Linked DNA regions of Homo sapiens: regions 2 and 3 are each linked to region 1. The links are chromatin loops, found by intact Hi-C in ENCODE. Cell type or tissue: B cell. All regions are shown on one strand. Region 1 holds the start of LOC124904753 (a long non-coding RNA gene). Region 2 holds the start of SIGLEC6 (sialic acid binding Ig like lectin 6). Region 3 has its middle 17 kb from the start of ZNF175.

Region 1 (8,000 bases):
TTTTCCCTGCTTTGCTCCACATGCAGGCCATCTTCCCAATTGCCAGCCCTGGGGATGACCAACACCAGCCTCAAATCTACCACCACCTGCTTGGCTGTGTGCTTACAGAGGTAGTAGCTACGCAGGCAACAGTTTTCCATAGAACTTTCTGAGATCCCCCTTTGGGGGTCCCATGGTAACAATGGGCATACTTGGCTTTTCATATATCCCTGCACGCTCTGTCTTGCCTACCCACACCTGTTCTTCAATGGAACTGCTTAATGATGCTCTCATGATCATCCTGCCTTCTCCAAAGCATCACTTTCCAGCTCTACCACATTTGCATTAAGTTCTAGGTCCTCTAGTGAGCGCTCTATTCTCATAAAACTCTTGGCTGCTGTTTCCCTGGCCACACTCTTGTCTGGTGGAGTGATGAAAACCTATGGAGATAATTTTAAGCTCTGGGTCACATTATCCTTCTTCAGGGCATATTTACTGTTGCTTGTGGCAAGCCGACCACTTCAATTTGATCAGATATTGAGGAAATTTGGTCTGGCTTTAATCCTTATGAGGTATCATCTAGTTCCAACTCATCCTTACTCTACAAGGTCCCAACCACAGCACTACAGTGTTTACCATGGCCCTTTTTCCTTGGCAAGCCCTCAGCCATAACTTTTATCATTCTATCCCCATGAGATTCAAATGTTCTACTTAGCTTTTCAGTCTATGCTTGGAATCAGCAACCTGTTTCATCCAAAGGATTGGGTTGTGGAAGACATGAAGGACCCTGAGCTGAAAGCAGAGGACCCAGCTCGGGGCTGATCCACAGGCCACTCCTGGTACCATACCCTCCTCTGTTCCCCAGGTCCTCCCTCTCCCTGCAAGTGCTGACCCAGACACCTGACATTCACATCCTAGGTATCCTGGAATCTGGGTGCAATGGGGCTCTGACTTCCCCATGTCAGAGCCTGCTGAGGATATAGGACACCCAAGAACTGTTACTGGGAATGGGTCACCCTGAGACACACCTCCCTCCACCCCCACACACACTTATTGTGGTTGTGATGATCAGAAGAGCTTGCACCTTGCACTTTTCTCACTCCAGGATCCCCAGATGGACCCAGATCCAGTTCGTGGCTATTGGTTCTGGAAGGGGGCCATCCTCACCTGGATCCTCCAGTACCAAACATAACAGAGTCTAAAATGTGAAAGAAGAAGGCAATGGCAAATCTACCTTCTCTGAGGCCTCCAAACTCGCAACTGGCCCTCAAGGATGAGAGGTGCTCAGATATGGGACACGGGAACACCTAAGCTCTCTGTAAGTAGAGTAGTACTCTACCTTTCACATTTAGAGGTTATGTTTTCTATTTGTGACAATATCTCACTAAAAGTCTTCTCCTCATGAGGGAAAAATGTCATGCTCCCCTCCTTCTTGGCATCTCTGTTGCTCAGTGAAGGTCCCCAAGGAGGTGGAATCAGCCTACGGTTCTTGGTGTCTCTTCTGCAGCTTTTGACCTGGTCTATTTGTGGAAATAGGAGGATCATGGAAATGGAAATGTTGACCTCTTCCACAAACCAAAAGACATAGGCTCTTCTAGAGTAAACACAAAAATTTCAAGATGAGAGATCAAAGCATGAGAATACAGAGGCAGTTTGTCCTGTACCACATCTTCAAATCTCAGACCTGCAGCTTCTATCCTGCATATTTCTCCAAGCTGTACCCCAAAATGATGACGAAGGACCTTCTGTGAAGTCACATTTCCTGCAATCCTCTTGTCCCTGCACCTGCACAGCAGGGGCAACAGCAGCATCTTGGGTTTGGAGGGGGGTGAGTCTGGGACTCCTGACATCGCCTGATGAGTCTCTTCTACCTGGAGATCAAGGCAGCTACAGAAAGAGCACAGCTAGAGACTTTTCCTGGATTGAGCTGCTCCAAGTTCCTCTCTCTGTTAGGAGTCCTCTTCCCTCAAACAACTACCAGGGAAGTGAAAGCTGACCTCCTTTTACCCCAGGCCTACTGATAACCTGTTCAGTGCCCCCTGCCATCTCATTCCTCACTCAGATGTTGCCTCCTCCAGGCATCCATTCCTACCTCTCCTCAGAAAATGAATGGGGCATGCCCCACCTCTTCTCTGTTCACTTGGAACTCGGAGATCTCTCTCAGAGCAGAAGAGTGTAGGAGCCCTGAAACTGAATCTTCTGCCCCTCCACCCATCACACAAGAAGTCACGAGAAGGTGGAACTGAAACTCACCTGCAAGGGGGGCCCTTCATGGTCAGAGACGGTGACTCAGAACTGAGGCCCTGGCTCCAGCTTCACACTCGACTGTGATGTTTGTGGTTTTTCTGGTGTCAATTTGAGTTCAGAAAGTCACTGAATTTTTGTATGTCTCCTCGCTTATTCTCAGGTTTCTGATAAGCCCTTCACTCACACCTTCAGTGTGAGTTTTGACTTCTTGACAGTTCCTCCAGCCCTATGGGCCTCCCATCTTCACAGTATTTATCAGATCTCTCCCTCCTTAACGCACATCCATTTTACCCTGACATTGCCTTGCCTGTTCTGCCCTTCATGACAACTCTCTCCATCCTGTGGTCCACTGAGGCCCCAGGATCCTTTTCCTAGTCTAAACACTTACTATTCATGTAGAATGAAGGAAAACTTAGAATTTATTTCTGTGACCCCTCAGCTCCAAATATAACTTCACAACCAGCCTTCTAATAGATCCTTCATTCCTTCATTTGAGCTGATTCAGGATTTGGCACAGAGTCAGGTATGGAAAAGGATCACATATCATGTTCTGTTTTTCAGAACACCATGACAGGACAAATAAGGGATTCAAAGCAAGAGCAAATTATCAACTCACTGGAAAAGGAAGGGAGGAAGAGATGGAGCCTACCACATAGAAGGTTTCCTGGAAGGAGTGAGGGCAGAGTCAGCCCAGAGAGGCAAGGATCCCAGTGGCCTGTGAGAAATGCACCATCTCTCTGAAGTTAAGTCTTCTCTTCCCTAAAATGAGGGGGACTTCAGAAGAAGACTGAGGAGGAGTTTGAATGTCCTCTGACCAGCACCTCTGTCCTGCAGCACAGAATGTAACCAACTCTGCTTTCCAACCTTCTTACCTCTGCATTTGAGACAGGACAGAGTTCTGCTCCCAGGGGGCGCTCCACCCGCCATGCCCGATTTGGGGAACAACTAGCCCAGGGTTGGCGCTGTCCATGGTTCTGCACCACAACTGTGCTCTGAGTTCAGGAAACTCCCAACTCTGCCATGGACACGAATTTACAAGCACACGGTTCTGAGCTGTAGGCCAGCGGGGCACCTAAGTCAGAGAGGCTTCGAAAAGGCTGGGTCCCTTTTGGGAAGGAGAGGCCAGGGAAAGAGACTTATCGCTGTGCTTTTCCTCTCACTCCTCTTGTTGAGCTAAGGATCATTCTTTTGAATTGTAGTACCGGCCTGGCTAAGGGACAGGGAAGAACAAGGTATTTTTCTGAAGTTCCAGATTATGCTGATGTTGCTGGCTCTTGGACCACGCTTTAAGTAGCAAGTCCGTGCCTGGATCTCCTCTCGGATAAGGGTTTAGGAAAGAGATGGACATTCACTGAAGCTCCCCAAGTTCCAGACTCAGGGCTGTGCTTTTCTATATATGCCTCATTTAATCTTCATAACCAACCTAAGAGAGGTTTGGTTAATAATTCTCATTTGACAGAGTGGGAAACAGAGACTGGATGTATACGCGATTTCATGGGGTCTCACATTATTGGTGCATATATATATGTGTGTGTGTGTGTGTGTGTGTGTGTGTGTATATTTTTTTTCTTTTTTTTTTTTTTTGAGACAAAGTCTCACTCTGTCACCCATGCTGGACTGCAGTGTCATGATCTCAGCTCACTGCAGTCTCAACCTCCAGGGCACAAGTGATCCTCCCATCTCAGCCTCCTGAGTAGCTGGGACCACAGGCACCTGCCACCATGCCCAACTCATTTTTGTTTATTTTTTGTAGAGATGGGTTCTTACTATGTTGCCCAGGCTCTTCTTGAACTCCTGGGCTCAAGCGATCATCCCATCTCAGCCTTCCAAGTAGCTAGGACCACAGGTGTGTGCTTCCATGCCCACTAACTTTTTTTTCTTTTTGTAGAGACAGGGTCTCACTACATTGCCAGACTCGTTCCAAACACCTGGGCTCAAGTGATCCTCCTGCCTCACTCTCCCAAAGTGCTGGGATTACAGGCATGAGCCACTGAGCCTGGTGATATTTTCCACTGTGATGTTGTCAAATCTATCAAGATTTTTGGTAAGAAGGATGAGTTTTTATTAACTTTTTGTCATAATCTCCTTAAAGAAAATTATTTTTTCTTCAAAAAATTTAAGAAAAGATGACTATCAGAAGATCAGACATTTCCTAGCTTGCAATATTTTTCCATGTTTGTGTTATCAGAAATATACTTACCATTCACATTGTGTGATCATCTGTTATGCTGAGAAATAGAACATGCGGGCACCCCAGGAATCTTAGAACCCCTCTTTGTTTCCCACCCTCCCTGACCTTCTTATGAGTACCACCTTGCTGATATTTGGGATTATCCTTTTCCCTGCCTTTGCCCATAAGCATAATACCTGTGTATATATTTTTAAGCAAGAATAATTGCTTTAAACATTCACACAAATGGAACAATGTGGTAATGTGTATTTTGTATGGCCAAATAGGACTGCACTAGCTTTCCTTTTATTAATGTCGGCATAATATACTTTCACTTTTGGCCTTCTCTATCCTTGTACTTTACGTGTATATGTTGTAAAGATCATATACTTGGAATCCATCCAAGTGGACTCTGTTTTAAACTGAAGCATTTATCCAATTATATTTAACATAAATATCCCATGTTATATTTTGTTTTCTGTATGTGTCACCAATTCTACATTACTTTATTTCTCCGTTTTGTTTGTTTGTTTTGTTTACTAAGTAATTTTGTTGTTGTTTGGCTTTTTGTTTGTTTTTTGAGACAAGGTCTCACTCTATCACTCGGCTTACTGCAGTCTCCACCTTCCGGGCTCAGGTGATCCTCCTGTCTCGGCCTCCCAAGTAGCTGGGACTACAGGCATATGCTACCATGCCTGGCTAAATTTTTTGTACTTTTTTGTAGAGGTGTGTTTTGCCATGTTGCCTAGGCTATTCTTGAACTCCTGGGCTCAAGTGATTCTCCACCCCTCGGCCTCTCGAAGTGCTAGGATTACAGGTGTGAGCCACTGCGCCTGGCTGGTTTACTAAGTTTTTAATAGTATACCTTTAGTGATCACTAGGTTGAAAGTTATATATTATGATTCTGTTCTTTTAGCCGTCATGAGAAAAATTTACAGCATGCCTTATTAACCTATCAAAGTCTTTAGTAAATGAAAACCTCTCTCTCCTCCTGGATAATATATGGATATTGGGACATGTAAAATACACTTACCTTGGTACTTAACTATTGTGATTGTCAGGAATTCTAAACTATCTTTTGTTTTTATTAAAGCTCCCCCATTTACTTGCTCTGAAAGATCATTATTGCTTTCTCATTTTTGAGTTGACTTTACTGAGTATAGATTGCAAATTGATGTTAGAAATAGTATTTGCCTTCTTCTACTCTCCAGGTTGCTACTGATAATTCAGTTGTCAATTAAATGACTTTTCTTTTGAAGGTGATCCTTTTTCTCTGGTAGCTGTTCAGATTTTTTTCCTTGTCTTCAGTTTTGATTCAGCCTTACCTTGACACAAACCCAATGTAGGGATGGTCTCTTTTGACATTTGCAACCTTTCGCTGGGCCACAGACTTAACCTTCATTTCCAGAGCCACATGCAAGACCAAAGAACCAAAGCTTCCTTTTTCAATATGAGCAAATGCCCCTGGGAATTTTGGCTTAGTGATTCTGCTTACTTCTCTGGGTTCAGCCTTTCCCCAGAATTTTGGCCTAAGTTTCCATTTTCTTTTCAGGCATTCTATACTATTTAAGGGAAGGATTCTTTTTCTACTCATTTTTTCCCCAAAAGATTTTATTATTTTCAACACAAGGCTTGATCAAAATTATCTAACCTGTCATAACCAAAACAGTAGTCACAATTCACCTTCTTTACAGTGATGAAAATGAAGTTTGGGTGGTAGATATTGAGAATCAATGTCCTCCCAGTACTCCACTGGAATTATCCACTCATTTCCTCATGACCACTTGCTGAAGTTTCTAACATTGTCATTTATCTGGGTTTGGAGATACCCTAGATAAGTAACTGGAGAATTTTTAGCTGCTTTTGGTTTAGCATTTTAAAAAATAAATTAGTTCAATTTTAGAGGAGGGAGAGTATAAGTTCTTTCTTCAGTCCACTCTTCCAACTCAAGACCACCCATTAACTCATGTTTGGAGGAAAAGATAGTGTAAGCCAGATGAAAGCAAGGAGGCATGGCTTCCAGGAGGAGGAATCTCAAATTGCAAAGACAGTGTGGTATGAACCAGCATGAAAGGCTTAAGGAAGGGTTAGGCAAGAGGAAAGTATAAATGAATAGATAGCAGGGAGATCATGAAGGACTTTATGTGTCAGGGGAGATGCTTGTGATATATTGTCTAAGGCCAGGGGGCCGTGAATGGGTTTGGGCAGGAAAGAGTTAGACTCAACTCTTTGGCTGTTGGAAGGATTCCTATGGGTCTCATAAATGAAGGACTGGAGCCAAAGGAATATGATGCAAGGATTGCAGGTAAAAGTGGGCAAAGATATGACTCTGGCAAGGATATAAGATCCCACATCATGAACCAAGTGCCAGGCTGAGGGGCTGGTCTTTCCTAGGGAGTCTTCGAAGAGTTTTGGGAAGGGGAGTGACACCAACATATTGCTGCCCTGTTTTTTGTGCCTGGTCATCCCCAGCCTTGAGAGAACTTGCCAGCAGGACCTTTCTATTCAAGGAAGAGAGACCAGAAAGCACTGAGCACAACGCCCTGTTCCAGGACCCATGTTGGTTGATTTCCATGTGTTGATTTCTTTAATGTTCACAACAACCTTTGAGGTAGCATGCATGATCTCTGATTTACAGAATGGGAAACTGAGGCACAGAGGGATGCAGTGAATTGCTTGATGACAGTGCCAGGGCCTAGATTTGAGCCCACCTCTCTAATTCCATCTGCTTGGAGCACTTAAACATCAGTTAATGTTAACATTGCCACAAGGGCTCTTCGTGCTTCAGCAAGTGGTCCCTGACTTGTCCTTTCCCCCAGACAGGCTGTGGCTCCTCCAGCCAGGACTGAACTCTGGGCAAATCCTCACTTGCTTGTCTTGATCTCCGAGTACTCCGTGGTGCTTGGGGCCTCCTGGTCCTTAGGCTCCCTCGACTTCATCTCAGAAAAACTAAGGGAGGCATAATGGAGCTCCTTTTGTTCTTCCAAGGGAGGGGCATCCCCAGGAGGAGATGCTTGATCTCCGGGGCTGTCTGGCCAGGGCTTCTTCCTGGAACCCTGAGTAAAGGGGAAGGAAAGGTGTCACAGTAGGAATAAAGAGGCAGGTGTAGAATAATGAGTTCTTATATTTATATGTTGCCTTGGGATTTATTTTGAATGTAAGTTGGACTTTCTCATGCCAGAAGCAGGGCTTAGTCACCTGGACACAATTTCCAATTCTCTACCTCCTCCCAGTTCCCCAAGGTGGTTAATCCAAATGTCTGCCTTATACAACCATCTCCTTGTGACCAGCTCCCTATGGGACATACAGCTACAACCTACTTGACTTACGTATTGACTCCTGTGTCCCTCATAGGCTGCGCAGATATACTGCAGCAACCACCTCTCAGTCACAGTGTGGCTCCACAGAACTCCTGCCTGCTAGCTCTAAACCCCCAGTTAGAACTCCCTGTGGGAAGCCTGCTTAGATTATGCCCTGGACTCTAATTAAGGCTTTGGCTCATGGGTTCTTCTCTCTCTCTCTCTCTCTCTTGCCCCCTACCCACTGGATGAGCACTTGCGTCCTGGTCAGTTCCCTCCTTTCCATTCGCCCTTCCAGGCTTGCT
Region 2 (8,000 bases), 77 kb before region 1:
TAGATTCAGTTCCAAATGTTACTATTTTAAATTATTGAAATCAATACTTTTTAAATTATTACTGAGTCAAAAATTTAAAATGTCACATGTGGAACCGCAGGGAATGTCAGGTGTTAATGAAGAAATGCCTCAGGGTCCTTACTTAGGGCAGCATTCAAAAGGGATAATGCTGAATGGAAATTAAGGTCTCTGTCACTCACCCTGGAGCCTGAGACCATGACGGGGTTCACATCATCCGTGTTTTGCACTGGCTGGGCTGCTTTCTTCCTTCTAGTCTTCACTCTGAGGGAACAGCCCTAAGCCTTTCAGCCTGGTTATTTGGAGCCTCTTTCCCCAAAAGAAAACCATCTCCCCACTCCCTATGGAGAGTACAGAAGTAATTAAGAGGTCCAGGTGCTCACATGAGCCCAAGAGTTGGACCACGGTTTCAAAGAGACCCCTTGCTTGGTTCAGCTGGTCAACGGGGTAATTCACACCACCACTACCCTCCCTTTCCTCACTCTCGACTTTCCCAATCACCCCATTTTCCTCCACTCAGGTTTTCTGAGATTCTGCCACCTGTGTGCCCTTCCCACATGAAGTCTTTCTGTGCCTCCCTGGAGCCCACTCTCACCTGAAGATGAAGCAAACACAGAGGAAAACCAGGGTTGTGATGCTAGCTCCCCAGACTGCTCCCAGGACACCACCAGCCCTGCCTTCTGGTTTCCCTATAATTTGAATTTTAAGTGAACTCCAGTTCTAATTCCAGGACATCCTCCCAACAGCCATTCCTCTCCACCTTCCACTAATGTGACCACCCCCATCCAGGACTCAGTCACTCACCATTTCACTGCCCTGTGAACCCGGAACCAGCCTCTTCTCTCTCCATGACTCCCCCTTCCCCCAACTGCAAGACTGAGGACGTTGTGCCCCCAGCCACTCTTGTCTGGGCCTTGGAAACATCTTCTCCAAGCTTCATTTCTCTGGAGCAGTTAGGGGTTGAATTATGTCTCCCCACAATTCCTATTTTGAAGTCCTAACCCCCAGCACCTCAGAGCATGACCTGATTTGGAGAAGGGTCATAGCTGATGTAATTAGTTATAATGAGGTGTTCCTGGATCAGGGTGAGCCCTAATCCAATATGACTGTTGTCCTTATAAAAAGGGGAAAATGTGGGTCGGGTGCAGTGGTTCACACCTGTAATCCCATCATTTTGGGAGGCCAAGGCTAGCAGATCACCAGGTCAGGAGATCGAGACCATCCTGGCCAACATGGTGAAACCCTGTCTCTACTCAAAATATAAAAATTAGCTGGGCATGGTGGTGGGCGCCTGTAGTGCCAGCTACTCGGGAGGCTGAGGCAGGAGAATCTCTTGAACCCGGGAGGTGGAGGTTGCATATGTCAGATTACCATGTTGCAGTGAGCCAAGATCGCACCATTGCATTCCAGCCTGGCAACAGAGTGAGACCCTCTCTCAAAAAAAAAAAAAAAAAGGGAAAATGTGGACACAGACGCACATGTGGACACAGACACCACCATGTGAAGATTAAGTCAGAGGTCGAGGCAATGCTTCTTTAAGCCTAGGAACGCCAAAGACTCCCAGGAAACCACCAGAAGCCAGGGAAGGAGCATGGAAGAGATTCTCTCACAGCCTCAAAAGGAACCAACTCTAACACCATACATGATCTTGGACTTCTGACCTTGAGAACCGTGAGACAATAAATCCCTATTGTTTAAGTCGTGCACTTTGAATTACTTTGTTATGGCAGCCCTAGCAAACTCATACAAGGACCCAGGCTTCTCTTCCCCCAATTGTCACCTCTTAGCAGACTCCTGACCTGGCAGCAGCTGGGACAGAGCTGCTCTGGGATGTTCTGGGCCTCAAAGCTGAGCCTGAGACTTGAGCTGAATCCCTGGCAGGGGCTCAGGGAGCTGTTGACCAAGGGTCCGGCTGGCTGGGGGTGACTGTGAAGGAGCCATGGCTGCTGTTCCCATCCCTCCAGAATCTCCTCCCCAAGCTGCCAGTGCAGGGAGGAGCCACTGCAGTGTGGACTCTAAGCCTCCCAGAGGTAGGAGGGTCCCAGCAGTTGTGAGGGGTCTGGGGAGGGAGGACAGGACTTAGCAGGGGCCTCTTCTCTGAATACTATGGAGCTCTCGCCCAGCTGCCCACACTCTCGCGCACCTCCCCCCACACTCACAATGCACAAAGAGACTCAGAGAGATTTGCAGGGAGCCCAGAGGATGCTGAGCACGGCAGGTGAAATCTCCTTCTTCTGCAGACCCTACTTGAGGCAGCTCCAGGACCCCGGTATTGGAGATGGGGGTGGCGTTCAGGGCGGGGAAGCCCTGGAACCAGCTCAGGTGTGCAGGGGGGTTGCCGTCAGCATCACAGAGCAGCCGCAGAGCCTGGCCCTCCAGGACAGGGAGGGACGAGGTGTTTTGCAGGATTTTGAAGGCTTTGGGGAGAGAGGTGTAGAGAGTTAGAGATGGGGTATAGGGGCAAAGCACTGGTGTCCCTCTCCTCCTGTGGGGTCCACACTAGCTCTGAGGAGGAGACTAGTAAAGTGGGGGCCTCAGGTCTTCAGAAAAGCCCAGACCATTTCCCTGGAGCTGCCCAGGCTGTCCTGCAGAGAGTGGAGCAAGGGCTGCGGACAGCGTCGTGGCAGACAAGTGCCATTCCTGGACCATGGAGACGCCTGAGGCAGTAGGAAAACAAGCAAGAGAGAAGAGGGAGTGCGAGGGGTGTGGCAGCTCCTGCCGAAGAGGCGACAAAGGCTGGGGGTGAGCAAAGATTCAGTCCAGGTCTTTGAAGTCTATGGAGGCCTTAGTCCTGGCTTCTCATATTGATCCCCGTTAGTCCCCACTCTGCTTCCATCTGGCCCTGGAGAGAACAGGACTGGCTGGTTCCTACCTGCGCTGTTTCCTTGGAAGATGCTGATGGCCACTTTCTGTGGAGCATCTGGGGTGGAAAGAGGTGGCCGCCTCAACATCCCTGAGGAGGGATGGTAGGCATGGGGCCTTCCCCTCAGGAGCCATGAAAACAGGGAAAGGGGCTCTCCTCTTTGGCAACCAGGTCCCCAACTTTAAGCTCTGGCTCAGCCCTGCCCTGTCCCCCCACACCCTCAGGGACCCGGGCGTCCTGGCCCAGCACTCACAGGAGACATTGAGCTGGATGGTTCTCTCCATGGTCACACCGGCTCCAGGGAACGTCACCTGACAGGTGAGGTTGGTGCTGTGGTCCTGGGGCCGTGGGGTGATTGTGAGCACCGAGGACTGGGTGGTCCTGGGGCCCAGGGAGGTGGGGGCAGCTGACATCCAGGAGAAGATGGGGGGCGTCCCCTGCTCACAGACCCAGGGCACAGAGCAGGTCAGATTGCTGGGATGGCCAGACTCCAGGGTCCCTGGGATGGAGATGTTGGGCCTGTGGGTCAGGGCTGGTGAGGAGATGGGGACGCAGGATCAGGATGGAGGTCTGAGGTTTCACCCAGGGGGAAGCCCAGTCTCTGGTCCAGCTCCTTCTCTGAGCCCAACATGCTTAATTGTACCCGCCTCCCAAGACGGGGCTCCCGTCCCAGCCCTGCCCTACGGCCCCCATGACCTTCCCCTGTGGCTAGTCCTGGAGCTGGTTCCTTACCCATCACACGCACAGAGAGCTTGGAAGATGTATAACCGTATTTCATCCATTTGGACTTCAACCGAAAGAAGTATGCAGCATTGTCCCTCCTCCGGGCATCTCTGATGCTCAGGGAGCAGTTCTTCCTTCTGGGATCCCAGAGGAGGTGGAATCGGCCCCGGGTCTCCTCCTGCACTTCTTCGTCTGGGTCGTTTGTGGCCACTGGAACATCAGCCCCTTCCAGGAACCAGTAGCCATAACCATAGTACGAGGCTGGAAGGGTAGTGGGCAATCTGCAGGGTACGAGGACGCACAGACCCTCCTGCACCGTCAGTGACTCTGGCCCCTCCAGCTGGAATCTCCGCTCCTGAGCCAGGGCCCCTATGGAGACATGAGGGTCAGCTCGGCCCAGCCCCACGGCACCTCTCCCCTGGCCCACTCACCTGCCCACAGCAGGGGCAGCAGCAGCGGTAGCATCTCTGAGGCGGAGGCTTCCTGGGCTCCCTGCATGAGCAGAGAAGGGGAAGGGAGTGGAGGGGAAGGACTGCGGGGAGGAACGGGTGGCTGGGGAGGAGCGCGTGATCTCGGCTGTTCACAGAAGAGGAACTGCGAAGCCACAAGCCCTCGGAGCTCCACTCCCTCTGCACAGAGCAGACGGAAACTTTGAGACCCAGAGACCTGCCCAAAGAAGAGCAGAGGAGAAGAGACTGTGTCCCGCCTCCCACCTCGGGGCTTCCTGTGAGCAACAGAGCCCGGACCAGGGCCTCCCGGGGCATCTGAGGAATGCGAAACCTGTGTCCAAGGCCCTGCCCACCTGAGGTGCTTTTCTGTGCACCACTGTTTACACCTGGGAGCTGGTCACTCCTGGCCCCAGAGAGTCACAGCCTCATCCCACGCCATGAGAAAGTCAGTCCTGCAGGATATAGGATTCTGTAGGGTCTGTGGGAGTGTCTGGGACAGTGAAAGGAAGAAGGGTCCCAGGTGCAGTGTGGGTGATAGCCACTCATTCATTCACTCATTCATTCATTCATTCATTCATTCACCAAAGACATAGTGAGCATCTGTATGTAGGTCGGGCTGGAGAAGAGATGCCAGGGACCTGGTCCCTACCCTTGAGATGATCCCCATCCATAGCTTCCCATCCTCAGCACACACCCTCACTATCTAGCTTTAGAGCTGTGGACACTGGTGAGTTTGCCAAGTGACACAGTAGAATGCCAGATATTTTTTAAAACATGAGTATGGAGGTTTTTCCTTGACAGCTAGTACGCTGATTTACAAAATTTCAATGACATCTCCAAAATAAGAACCATGCAACATCTTCATGTAAATCAAAAAGGACACATATTTTATGAACTGCAGTGCAGAAGAAACTTCTTTTGAATTAATGTTGCCACTCAGTGCAGTGTGGACTGGAGAGATTTTTTTTTAGGTCCTCATCATAGAGATTAGCAATTTCTTTCCTGTGAAAAATCTGCTTCTCACAGTTAAATGTGGCACAAAAGACATATTTCTGGACAACGTGAGCAGAATATCCTGACAAAATTAAAATTTTTAGGTCTAGCTCACATGGTTTTCTATTTTCCTCTGTGCAGTATGCATCTGGCAAATCTCTAATACCTATGAGGTATTAGAATTTGCCACCATATATTTGTAAATTTTTTTATTTCTACAAACTTAAGGAGTAGATGTAAAATTTTTTTGCATGTATATAATGCGTAATGATTATGTCAGGATATTTAGAGTGTCCGTCACGTGAGTGCAATACATTCTTGTTAACTAAAATCACACTATTCTGCTCTCTAACGCTGAATTTATTCCTTTTAACTGTATGTTTGTAGCACTTCACTCACTTCTCTTCATCTTCTGTCCTCCCCCATCTGACCCTTTCCAGTCTCTGTTGTCTATCTTTCTACTGTCCACCTCCATGTGATAATATTTTTTTAGCTCCCACATGTAAGTGAGAACATGCAACATTTGTCTTTTTGTGTCTGACTTATTTCAATTTAGATAATGAATTCTAGTCCCATCCATGTTGCTGCAAATGACACGATTTCATTCTTTTTTATGGCCAAATAGCATGTATACTATATTTTCTTTATCCATTCATCTGTTAATTGACACTTAGGTTGGTTCCATATCTCTGATATTGTGAATAGTGCAGCAAAAATCATGTGAATGCAGGTATCTCTTTGATGTATTTCTTTCTTTCCCTTCGGGTAGATACCCAGTAGTGGGATTGCTTGAGTGATCGAATAGTAATTCTATTTTTAGTTCCTGAGAAATGTCCATAGTGTTTTCAAAAGTGGCTGTACTAGTTTAAATTCCCACCAACAGTACAGAAGAGTTATCTTTCTCCTCATCCTTGCCAAAATCTGTTATTTTTTGTTTTTTTAGTAATAGTCATTCTGACTGGGTAAGACGGTATCTCATTTTGGTTTAGATGTGCACTTCTCTGATGATTAGTGACGCTGACCATTTTGTCGTATTGGCTGTTCTTATGTATTCTTTGAGAACTGTCTATTCCTGTCCTTTGCCCACTTTTTACTTGGATTATTTGCTTTTTCCTGTTGAGTTGTTTGAGTTCCTTGTATAGTCTGGATATTAGTCTCCTGTCAGAAGAATAGTTTGCGAATATTTTCTCCAATTCAACAGGTTGTTTCTTCACTCTAATTATTTCTTTTCCTGGCAGAAGCTTTTTGTTTATTAAGTCCCATTTGTTTATTTTTGTTTTTGTTGCCTGTGCTTTTCAGAACTTAGTCATAATTTCTGACTCTTCTGACCAATGTTCAAAAGAGTTTTCCCTAGGTTTTCTTGTAGCTGTTTTTTTTTTTTATAGTTTTGGGTCTTACATTTAAGTGTATGATTCATTTTGAGTTTTTTTTTAATATGGTGAGAGAGAAGAATCCAGTTTCATTCTTTTGTGTGTGGGTATACAATTTTCCCAGCACCATTTATTGAAGAAGGTGTCCTTTCCTCAATATAAGTTCTTGTCAGTTTTGTTGACAATCAATTGGCTGTATACATGTGGCCTTATTTCTGGGTTATATTCCATTGGTCTATGTATCTATTTCTATACCAATATCATGCTGTTTTGGTTATTATAGCCTTGTAATATACTTTGAAGTCAGGTAAAGTGATACCACCAGCTTTGTTCTTTTTTCTCCGGATAGCTTTGGCTATTCAGGTTCTTTTTGGATCCATATGAATTTTATAATTGTTTTTTACAATTCTGTGAAGACTGACATTGGTATTTTCATATGGATTACATTAAATCTTTAGATTGCTATAGACCAGTGTGGGCTTCTTAACTATCTTAATTCTTCCAGTCATGAGTATGGGATGTTTTTCCATTTGTTTGTGTCATCTTCAATTTCTTTCATCAGTGTTTTTTAGTTTTTCCTGTATAGATTTTCACCTGGTAGGTCATTAAGAGCATATTGTTTAATTTCCATACATTTGTCTTGTTTCCAGAGTTCCTCTTGGTGCTGACTTGTTGTTTTGTTCCATTGTGGTCTGAGTATACATTGAGTAAATATTGATTTTTTTTTTAATTTATAGAGACTTATTTCGTAGCCGAATATATGGTGTATCCTGGAGAATGTTTCATGTACTGATGAAAAGAATATGTATTCTGCAGTTGTTGGGTAGAAGTTCTGTAAAAGTCTGTTAGTTCCATTTGGTCTATAGTGTAGTTTAAATGTGATGTTTGTTTGTTGATTTTCTGTCTAAGTGATCTGTCTTACTGAGAATAGGGTGGTGAAGCTTCCCACCATTATTGTATTGCATTCTATCTCTCTCTTTAGATCTAGTAATATTTGCTTTATAGATATGGCTGCTCCATTGCTGGGTGCATATATATTTAGAATTGTTATATCCTCTTGCTGGGTTGATCCCTTCATCATTATATAATGACCTTCTTTGTCTTTTTCTACTGCTCTTGACCTAAGGTCTGTTTTATCTAAGTATAGTTACTGCTGCTTACTATTGGTTTCCATTTGTGTGGAATATCTTTCTCCATCCTTTTACTTTTGGTCTATATGTGTCTTTTCTTAAGGTGTGTTTCTTTAAGCTGCACACTGTTGAGTCATTTTTAAAATCCATTCAGCCATTCTATATCTTTTAAGAGGATACTTTAATCCATTTACATACATGGTTATTATTGATTTGTGAGGCTTTCTTTCTGTCAGGTTATTAAACATTTTCTTGTTTTAAACATTCGTTGTTTCTTTCCTTTTATCTTATTGTTTGTCCTTGTGATTTGGTGGATTTCTGTAGTGGTACCATTTGAGTCCTTTCTAGTTCTCATTTGCATGATTGCTTTACCAGTGAATTTTTTACTTTCATATGTTTTCGTGATGATAAAATCATCCTTTTGCTTCCAGGTTTAGGACTCCTTTGAGTATTT
Region 3 (8,000 bases), 55 kb before region 1:
TAAGCTTAAAGGGATATAAATTATGGGTATCTGATACAAGCTACAGAGGAGGAGAAACTCAGAGGGGAGACCCCAGAGTGTCAGCCTGGGGTTGGCCTCCCCTGCCCTCAGCCCCAGGATCCTGCACCTCTCCCTTACTCTCCAGATAAGAAACAGGTATGTTCCTGCCTCTGGGGCTCTCTCCTGGGGACCCTTCTCTACTGGTCACAGTCAGAGGCAGTGTCATTCATTGGGAGCTATATTTCATGTGATATCTCTGACCTAGAGATGTGTTCCTACTTTCCTGCATCTGGAACATCTGATGCTCTGAGAGCAACTGTGGGTCCTTGGGTCTCTGAGGAGGTTAGCTTTGCCCCAGGTCCTCTCTTCCAGGTTTTTCTTTTCTTTTCTTTTCTTTCTTTCTTTTTTTTTTTTTTTTTTTTTTTTTTGAGATGGAGTCTCGCTCTGTCACCCAGGCTGGGGTGCAGTGGCACAATCTCGGCTCACTGCAACTTCCACCTCCCAGGTTCAAGCGATTCTCCTGCCTTGGCCTCCCTAGTAGCTGGGATTACAGGCACCTGCCTCTACACCTGGCTAATTTTTGTATTTTTAGTAGAGATGGAGTTTCACCATGTTGGCCAGGCTGGTCTAGAACTGCTGACCTCAGGTGATCCACCCACCTCGGCCTCCCAAAGTGCTAGGATTACAGGCATGAGCCACTGCGCCCAGCCTTCTTCCAAGTTTTGACAGGGCTTATTTGTGGCCACAGGGGGATTATGGTGTCTGTGGGCCCCCTCTGGGATCCAAAGGTGGGTGTGGACTGGATTAAAGTCAGTCCAGAAAACCCATGGATTGGACTGGAGAATGAAGCTGGGCACAGAATGCAAAGGTTCCCTCTTCACCGTCACTGACTGAAAGGTGAGAGCACAGCCGGCTGATTCTCATGGGACTGCTGCCGGGAAGCAAGCTGTGGCTGCAGCCCGACTGAGCAACCTCTTCCTCAGGCCTCTGCTGCCCTCACAGCTGGGGCAATGGCAGCAGCGGAAAAGGATGTTCTACATTCCGCTGACACCATCTGATTTGTTGGGAGCCGAAAAGGCCAAAGAGATCGTGACCAACTCAGCATTCCACTGGAGGCTATATGATCAAACAGCAAACTGTTTATCATGAATACAGGATGTGAGCAAACTCACGACTGCACCTGCCGCCAGAAGGTTTGCTGAGGGCGGTCACTCCCTGGCGCCGGCTCCTTGAAGTTATCTTCTGGGACATCTAGGGCCTACTGTTCAAGGAATACAGTCTTGCAAGCCTACTCTAGATGGAGCAGCTGACCTCTTCTTCCACCCCTCCTTCTCGCTATCTCTTTTGCCTAATAAATATGGAGGGCTGTGTAAAGTTCAGGGCCCTTGTCCACTAGAGGCAAGGTGCCCCCTGACCCCTTCTTCCAAACACATTCTTTTGTTCTCTTGTCTTTGTTCCCGCGTTCGTCCCCCTTTGTTCAGTCCCCCAAGGTCCGTGCAGTTTACAAGCGGTGCCCCGAACAGTGACAGGATTGGGCAGTCTACAAGTAGCACCCCAAACAGTGAGAGAACTAGGCTGTCTTCACTGATTAGCCTCTCCCACTTGGAAGTGGGCACAACCTTGGAGTGATAGATTCTCTTCCTGGATTGAATGTATTGTTCCTCTCCCAAATTTCTGCCTTCAGCAAACGCTACTTTTGCCCTCAGACCACTACAGGGGAAATGAAAGCTGAGCTCTCCTCTCCCCTGACCACAGCAGGGTGGGACCTTCCTTCCTCCTCTTCCTCACCACCTGAAGACCAACCCCCACTTCCCTCAAGAGAGATGTGGAGTTTCTGGGTCTGTTTTCCCCAGTTGCTTTTCTTGGAGCCCCTTGCATAGGGTCATAGGAGAGTGAGACTGAGACTCTCCTAAAATGGAACCCTCTCTGTCCTCAGCTCCAGCCGTGGCTCCAGCTCTGGCTCCAGACTTAGGTGAGCTCTTTGGGTTCAGGGTGAGGCAGAAAGAACTTGTCCTGTGTCTCTCCTCCTACTCTCACTTCCTGTGGGCCCTGCCTGCACATATACATACACAGTCTCTTCACTTTGACTTTTCCACAGTTTTCCAGCCTCTACAACTCCTCCCCTCTGTGGAGTGACCAGCAAATATTCCTCTCCTGGCCTCTCTCTCTCTTGAAATGAATAGCCTGCTAGGTCTCCCATGGACAGCTCCCCATCTCTGAGCTCACGGGACTCTTTTTTCAATCTAAGTAAGATCCCTTGTGTGCCTAAACACTTTGAATGTCTTCCATCACTTCCAAAGACCATGCTTCCATCAGCTGCCTGATATTCTGTTCCTCCATTTAGCCTACAGATCCTGAAGCATATATACATAATATATATATTATATATATGATATATGACATATATATATATATGTAATCTTTTAGGATTGGGCACAAAGCTAAAGACTGAAAAGGACCATGAGTCTTGTTCTTTGTCCTCCAGAGCTCCAATTGGGTACGAGTACCAGTCGGAGGTGGTACAGAGGTGAGAGGAGTAGGGAAGAAGAGGGAGAGGGGAAGAGACACAGATTGAGACAGAGAGAGAGAGAGGGAGAGAGAAAAAGAGAGAAGAGGAAGAGAGGGAGAGGGGAAAGAGATAGAGAAAGAGAGAGACAGACAGACAGAGAGAGAGAGAGAGAGAAAGTTTTCCTTCAACAGGAACATTCCCTTTGCCCTCAGACAAGGCAAAGGGGGAAAGAAAGAGACTAGAAACAGACTGAGACAGAAAGAAAGGTAGAGAGGCAGGAAAAAGGGAGACAGGGAGAGAAAGACAGAAGAGGGGAAAGGGGAAGAAGGTGAAAAGAGACATAGACTGAGATAGACGAAGAAGCAGGGAAGAGAGAGAGAAAGGGGTAGGAGAGAGGGAGAGAGACAGAGAAAGATGAGCAGGAGGAAGAGGAGGGGGGGAGGAGAAGGAGGAGGAGGAGGGGGAGGGGAGGAAGAGGAGGGGGAGGAGAAGGAGGAGGAGGGAGAGGGGGAGGCGAAGGGAGTTTATCACAATTAGACAGGGATTCCTGAAGGCCCCGGGGGTGGAGTCTGTCCTAAGAGGCAAGAAACCAGGGATATGTGCAGATTCCCTCTCTGAGTGATCTAAGGGCCCATCTCCTGGGCGTGACCGAGAGCCCGAGAAGGGCAGACACAGACTGGGAGGTTTTCCTATCCTGCGCCGTTCTCTCCCATGTCTACCATCAGGGACCGCGCAAAGAGGCTGGTGGCTCTCGCTGCACATCCAGACACGTTTTGGTCCTGGCGAGCCACAGGCATCAGGGAGAGTGGCGCTGTCCCTGGTGCTGAAGCAGGACTGTGTCCCTGGTTTAGGAATGACTGGGCTATGCAGAGGAGTCTGACTAGATAGGATCCAGATCGGGGTCTCCAGCCGGCAAAACAGCTGAGTCACAGGATTGGGCCGCCCAAGAGGGAGGAAGTTAAGGAGGGGCCGACTGTGGGTCTGTATGGGCTGGACTTCCCTCTGTGCCCCTCCCGGCTCCTTCTTTACCCCAGGAATGTTTTGGGTCAAAGCCAGCAGCAGCTCATCTGTAGACCTCTTGTTGCATGAAAAAAAAATCTTATTTGTTAAAGCCCCTGAAAATCAACAGACTCACAGTAAAGTGCATTTCTCGTTGATACAATACGGAGGGGTGAAGATTACCCCAATTCCATTTGAAGCCAACAGGATATTTTCCAAAAGTGCCATACTCCTTTAAATCTCCTGACCATGCATGACAGTGCCCAATATGACAGACTTTTTTTCACTTTTGGTAATTCAAGATTAGATAAATAATATAATCTCCCTTCCTTACTTTTCAAAGATGTGATTATAAACAGCCTTGTTGACCCAATTTTTAAATTAATCTCTGTGAATTATTTATTTAAAGAGTTTATGCAGAGGGGCTTTGGGGTTTTCCTTAACAATGTGTCTAAGCTTTTTGTGAAGATATTAGTCTTCTCCTATTATTTACCTTGGAGAATAATACAATTTTTTTAACCGACAAAATATGCATCCCTAAATATCAAAGTTTAGGTTTTACTGTTTTTGGCATTTATGTAAATTGCATCATATTGTATGCATTTTTCCTAGCTACTTCACACAATAATAGCTTAAGAATTTTTTACTGTCATGCAGAAGGGATGCAAATCATTAAGTGTACAGCTTAATGATTTATCACACAGCGAGCACATTCAGCTCACAAAATAGGTATTGCCAGCTCTGAAAATGCCTCAACAAACTGCACTCCCACCATCAGAACACAAAGGTCCCGATTTACTCATATCTTTGCCACACTCGCTGTTATTTGCCTTCTTGATTTTCTGAAAGAGTGTAAAGAAGTATCTCATTTCTGTTTAATTTGATTTTTTTTCAGCTACCAGTGAGGCTGCGCATCTCAACGTGGACTTGTTTTCCACTCATGCTTCCATACTAGCAGATTAATATTCATGTGCTTTGCATACTTTTACTTTGGCTTGTTTTCCTTTTTCTCATTGGTTTGTGGGAGTTTCTTACACATTCTAGTTCAAAAGTCCTTGTGAGCTTTAGGTGAAACAAATGATTTCTCTCATTCTGTCATTTCTCAATGAAAGTAGTCTGATTTGTCCTTGATTTGATGGAAAACCAGAGTTTGGATGCAACCAAATGTGTCCTACAAATTGGTCTTTTTTTTTTTTTTCCTGGTTGGTTAAACTCAGAATTTTCGAGCTTTAACACCCCTATCCCAATTACCCCAAATCACCTCAGCTTCCCTCAGGCTTTACATAGGAACTGGTGGCGACATCAGTGAAGGCCTCTCTGGGCAACTTCCGGTTCACATTGGCGTCCAGGCGTGATTTCTTCAGCATGTCCATTGACGCGCATGTTCAATATCACTTTTGGAGCTATGCTCTGCAGATAGTTATCATGGTGTAACGCGGTGGAGGGCGTGTCCGTTATTTCCATTGTAAACTTTTCTTCAGCGGCTTTGTCAGGAGAACAACATGGTCGTGCCCAGATAGAGTTGGTCACTGGAGGACGCCATCTTCAAAAGATGGTCGTTCCATACAGCCAGGGAAGGCCTTGGGGTCTCACACAGCAAGGTCTTGGAGCTGTGCCATACTGGCAGGGACCCTGTTGTGTATATATCTACGCAGATATGTGTATGACTGACATTACATATTCTGAAAAATAACTCTTTTATATTTTTACACTTATTTGAAGGGTTTTTTTCCCCCTTCTACTAAAGAATTCAATGTCTTCTTGAAAATTAACAAACTGCATGTGCTTAGGTTTACTTCTGGGCTCTCTAGTCTGTTCCATTGGTCTAACTGGTCCATATGTCATTTGGAATATAGCTAGCACCATACGGCTTTGATTACTGTAGCTTTGTAATGTAATTTGAAATCAGGAATGTGATTCCTCCAACTTTGTTTTTCTTGCTTAAAATTGTTTGGCTATTCAGAGTCTTTTGCAATTCCATAAGAATTTGGCAATTATTTTTTTCTGTGAACAATGCCATTGGAATTTTGATAGAGATTACACTAAATCCGTATATCACTTTGGGTAGTATGGATATTTTAACAATATTAATTCTTCTAATCCACAAACATGGATATTTTTCATTTATTTGTGTCTTCTTCAATTTCTTCCATTAATATTTTGTAGTTTTTCACTGTACAGATCTTTCACTTCTTTGGTTAAAATTTATTCCTAAGTATTTTATTCTTTTTGGTGCTATTACAAGTGGGATTACTTTCTTGATTTCCTTTTTGGATGGATTATTCTTGGTGTAAAGAAATGCAACTGGTTTTTGTATGTTGATTTTGCATCCTATTACTTTGTGGAATTCATTTATTCATTCTAATAGTTTTGTGGGGTTGTTAGGATTTTAAGACACAATGTCAAAAGGGTAATCTCTTCAATAAATAGTGTTGGAAAAAGTGGATATCCACAAGCAAAAAAATGAAACTGGACTCTCTCATCTTACATCCTACGCAAATATCAACTGAAAATGGAGTAAAGATCTAAACATGAGACCAGAAATAGTAAGACTCCTACAAGAAAACATGGGGGCAAATCTACCTGATATTGACATTGATGATAATTTTTTGGATATTACACCAAAAGTTCAGGTAGCAAGAGCAAAACTAAACAAGTGAGATTGCCTGAAACTAAACAGCTTCTGCACATCAAAGGAGACAATCAACAAAATGAACATGCAGCTGATAGGTTGGGAGAAAATATTTGCAAACCAAATATCTGATAAAAAGTTGATATCCAAAATATATGAAGAATGTATACAACCTAATAGCAAACAAACAAACAAACAAACAAAAACCCAACTTCAAATTGGGCAAGGGACTTGAATTGACACTTTTCTGTAGAGACATGAAAATGACCAACAGGTATATGAAAAGCTGCTCAATATGAATGGACAAAACTACAATGAGATACTGCCTCACACTTATTAGAATGGCTGTTCACAAAAAGATAAAAGACAACAAGTGTGTTGTGTAGGGTGGGGAGAAAATGGAATGCTTGTGCCCTGTTGGTGGAAATGTACATTGATACAATTGTTATGGACAAGAGTTTGGAGACTCCTCAAAGAGTTAAAGGGAACTCAATATGACCCAAAAATCTCTCTGTTGGGTATATACCTTAAGGAAATGAAATCAGCATCTCGTAGAGATACCTGCACCCCCATGTTCATTGCAGCATGATTCACAATAGCTAAGATATGGAACAACCTAAACTCCTATCAACAGATGAACGGATAAACAAATCACTGTGTGTGTACGTGTGCACACACACACACACAATGAAATGCTACTAGCCTTAAAAATAAGGAGATGCTGCCATTAGCCACAGCATGGATAAAACTGAAGGACATTTTGCTAAGTGAAATAAACCAGACACAGAAAGAAAAATTCTGCACGATCTCACTTACATGTAGAATAACAAGGAAAGGTGAATACATAGAAACAGAGTAGAATGGGGCAGGGAGTGGGAGGAGATGGGGAGAATGTTAGAGGGTACAAACTTATAGTTATGAAGGATAAAGAAGTCTAGAGATAAAATGTACAGTATGGAGAATAAAGTTAATAATATTGTATACTCAAATTTTGCTAAGTGAGTAGCTTTTAGGTGCTCTTACCACAGAAATAAGTAAGTATGGACGGTGATGGATATGTTAATTTGCTTGACTGTATTAATCATTTCACTGTGTACATGTCTATCTGAATATCACGTTGTACATATTAAATATATACAATGAAAATAAATTTTAAAAATTAAAATAAAGAAAAATAAATGAAAACCAAATACTGCATGTTCTCACTTATAAGTAAGATCTAAATGATGAGAACTCATGCACACAAAGAGGGGAACAGATATGAGGATCTAGTTGAGGATGGAAGGTGAGAGGAGGGAAAGGAGCAGAAAAAATAACTATTGGGTACTAGGCTTAGTACCTGAGTGATGAAATGATCTGTACAACCACCTCGTGACATAAGTTTACCTATGTAACAAACCTGAACATGTACCTCCGAACCTAAAATAAACGTTAAAAAAGAGAGGAGGTGGGGGAGAAAAGAAACTTAAAAAATAAAATTTAAACCAAAGTTCCAGCATCATTGATTAAGTAATTTATCCTTTCCCACAGACCTGTTGTGCTGGCTAGGTTCACCTTTTCCCCAGTGATCTTCTACTTGCCCTCACACATGTTAGAATTCTATACTATATCAGCCTCTTGGCTTCCATTGGCTGTTCACACCCACTGGTATTTTATTATTTATATTGCTTTATAATAACCTTTGATATATAGTAGGACAAGCCTCACCATTTTACTCTTCTCCTTCAAAGTGTCTTATTCTTAGTCTGCACTTTCACATGTTCCATTCCTCTCTACCCTAAATGGGATTTTGAATGAAAGGGTATTGAAATTATTGATTCGTAAATGATTGGCATCTTTATGTAACTGGGACGTTCTATT

The links. Peaks named below come from ENCODE experiments on the same cell type or tissue, not always from the same donor. Only the 100,000 strongest peaks of a DNase experiment are listed, where the experiment ranks them.
Region 2: it touches region 1 in a loop (4-fold over the local background); 4 of 110 quality-filtered maps call a loop at or near these places.
Region 3: a loop joins it to region 1, with 7 times the contacts of the local background. A loop is called at or near these places in 12 of 110 quality-filtered maps.

What each region holds. Positions count from the first base shown.
Region 1 is chr19:51,604,971-51,612,970 of GRCh38, forward strand. It overlaps SIGLEC5 (sialic acid binding Ig like lectin 5), which reads right to left. Exons shown (of 9, transcript NM_003830.4): 9 at 5,990-7,452. The coding sequence ends at 7,261. LOC124904753 (a long non-coding RNA gene) reads left to right here and starts at 7,976. Exons shown (of 3, transcript XR_007067313.1): 1 at 7,976-8,000. RefSeq lists an enhancer at 2,084-2,443. In B cell, CTCF peaks have their summits at 3,101 and 3,304; DNase peaks (open chromatin) are centred at 2,241 and 3,171; H3K4me3 peaks cover 520 bases; H3K27ac peaks cover 2,494 bases.
Region 2 is chr19:51,527,547-51,535,546 of GRCh38, forward strand. SIGLEC6 (sialic acid binding Ig like lectin 6) reads right to left here and starts at 4,124. Exons shown (of 8, transcript NM_001245.7): 1 at 4,036-4,124; 2 at 3,614-3,973; 3 at 3,135-3,413; 4 at 2,891-2,938; 5 at 2,178-2,435; 6 at 614-707; 7 at 201-282. The coding sequence starts at 4,102. In B cell, no CTCF peak of the experiment used is centred here; a DNase peak (open chromatin) is centred at 4,185; H3K4me3 peaks cover 1,403 bases; H3K27ac peaks cover 1,230 bases.
Region 3 is chr19:51,550,050-51,558,049 of GRCh38, forward strand. No RefSeq gene overlaps it. Among named protein-coding and RNA genes, the nearest start is that of ZNF175, 17 kb to the right of the region's middle. In B cell, no CTCF peak of the experiment used is centred here; DNase peaks (open chromatin) are centred at 70, 962, 1,862 and 3,332; H3K4me3 peaks cover 3,917 bases; H3K27ac peaks cover 2,743 bases.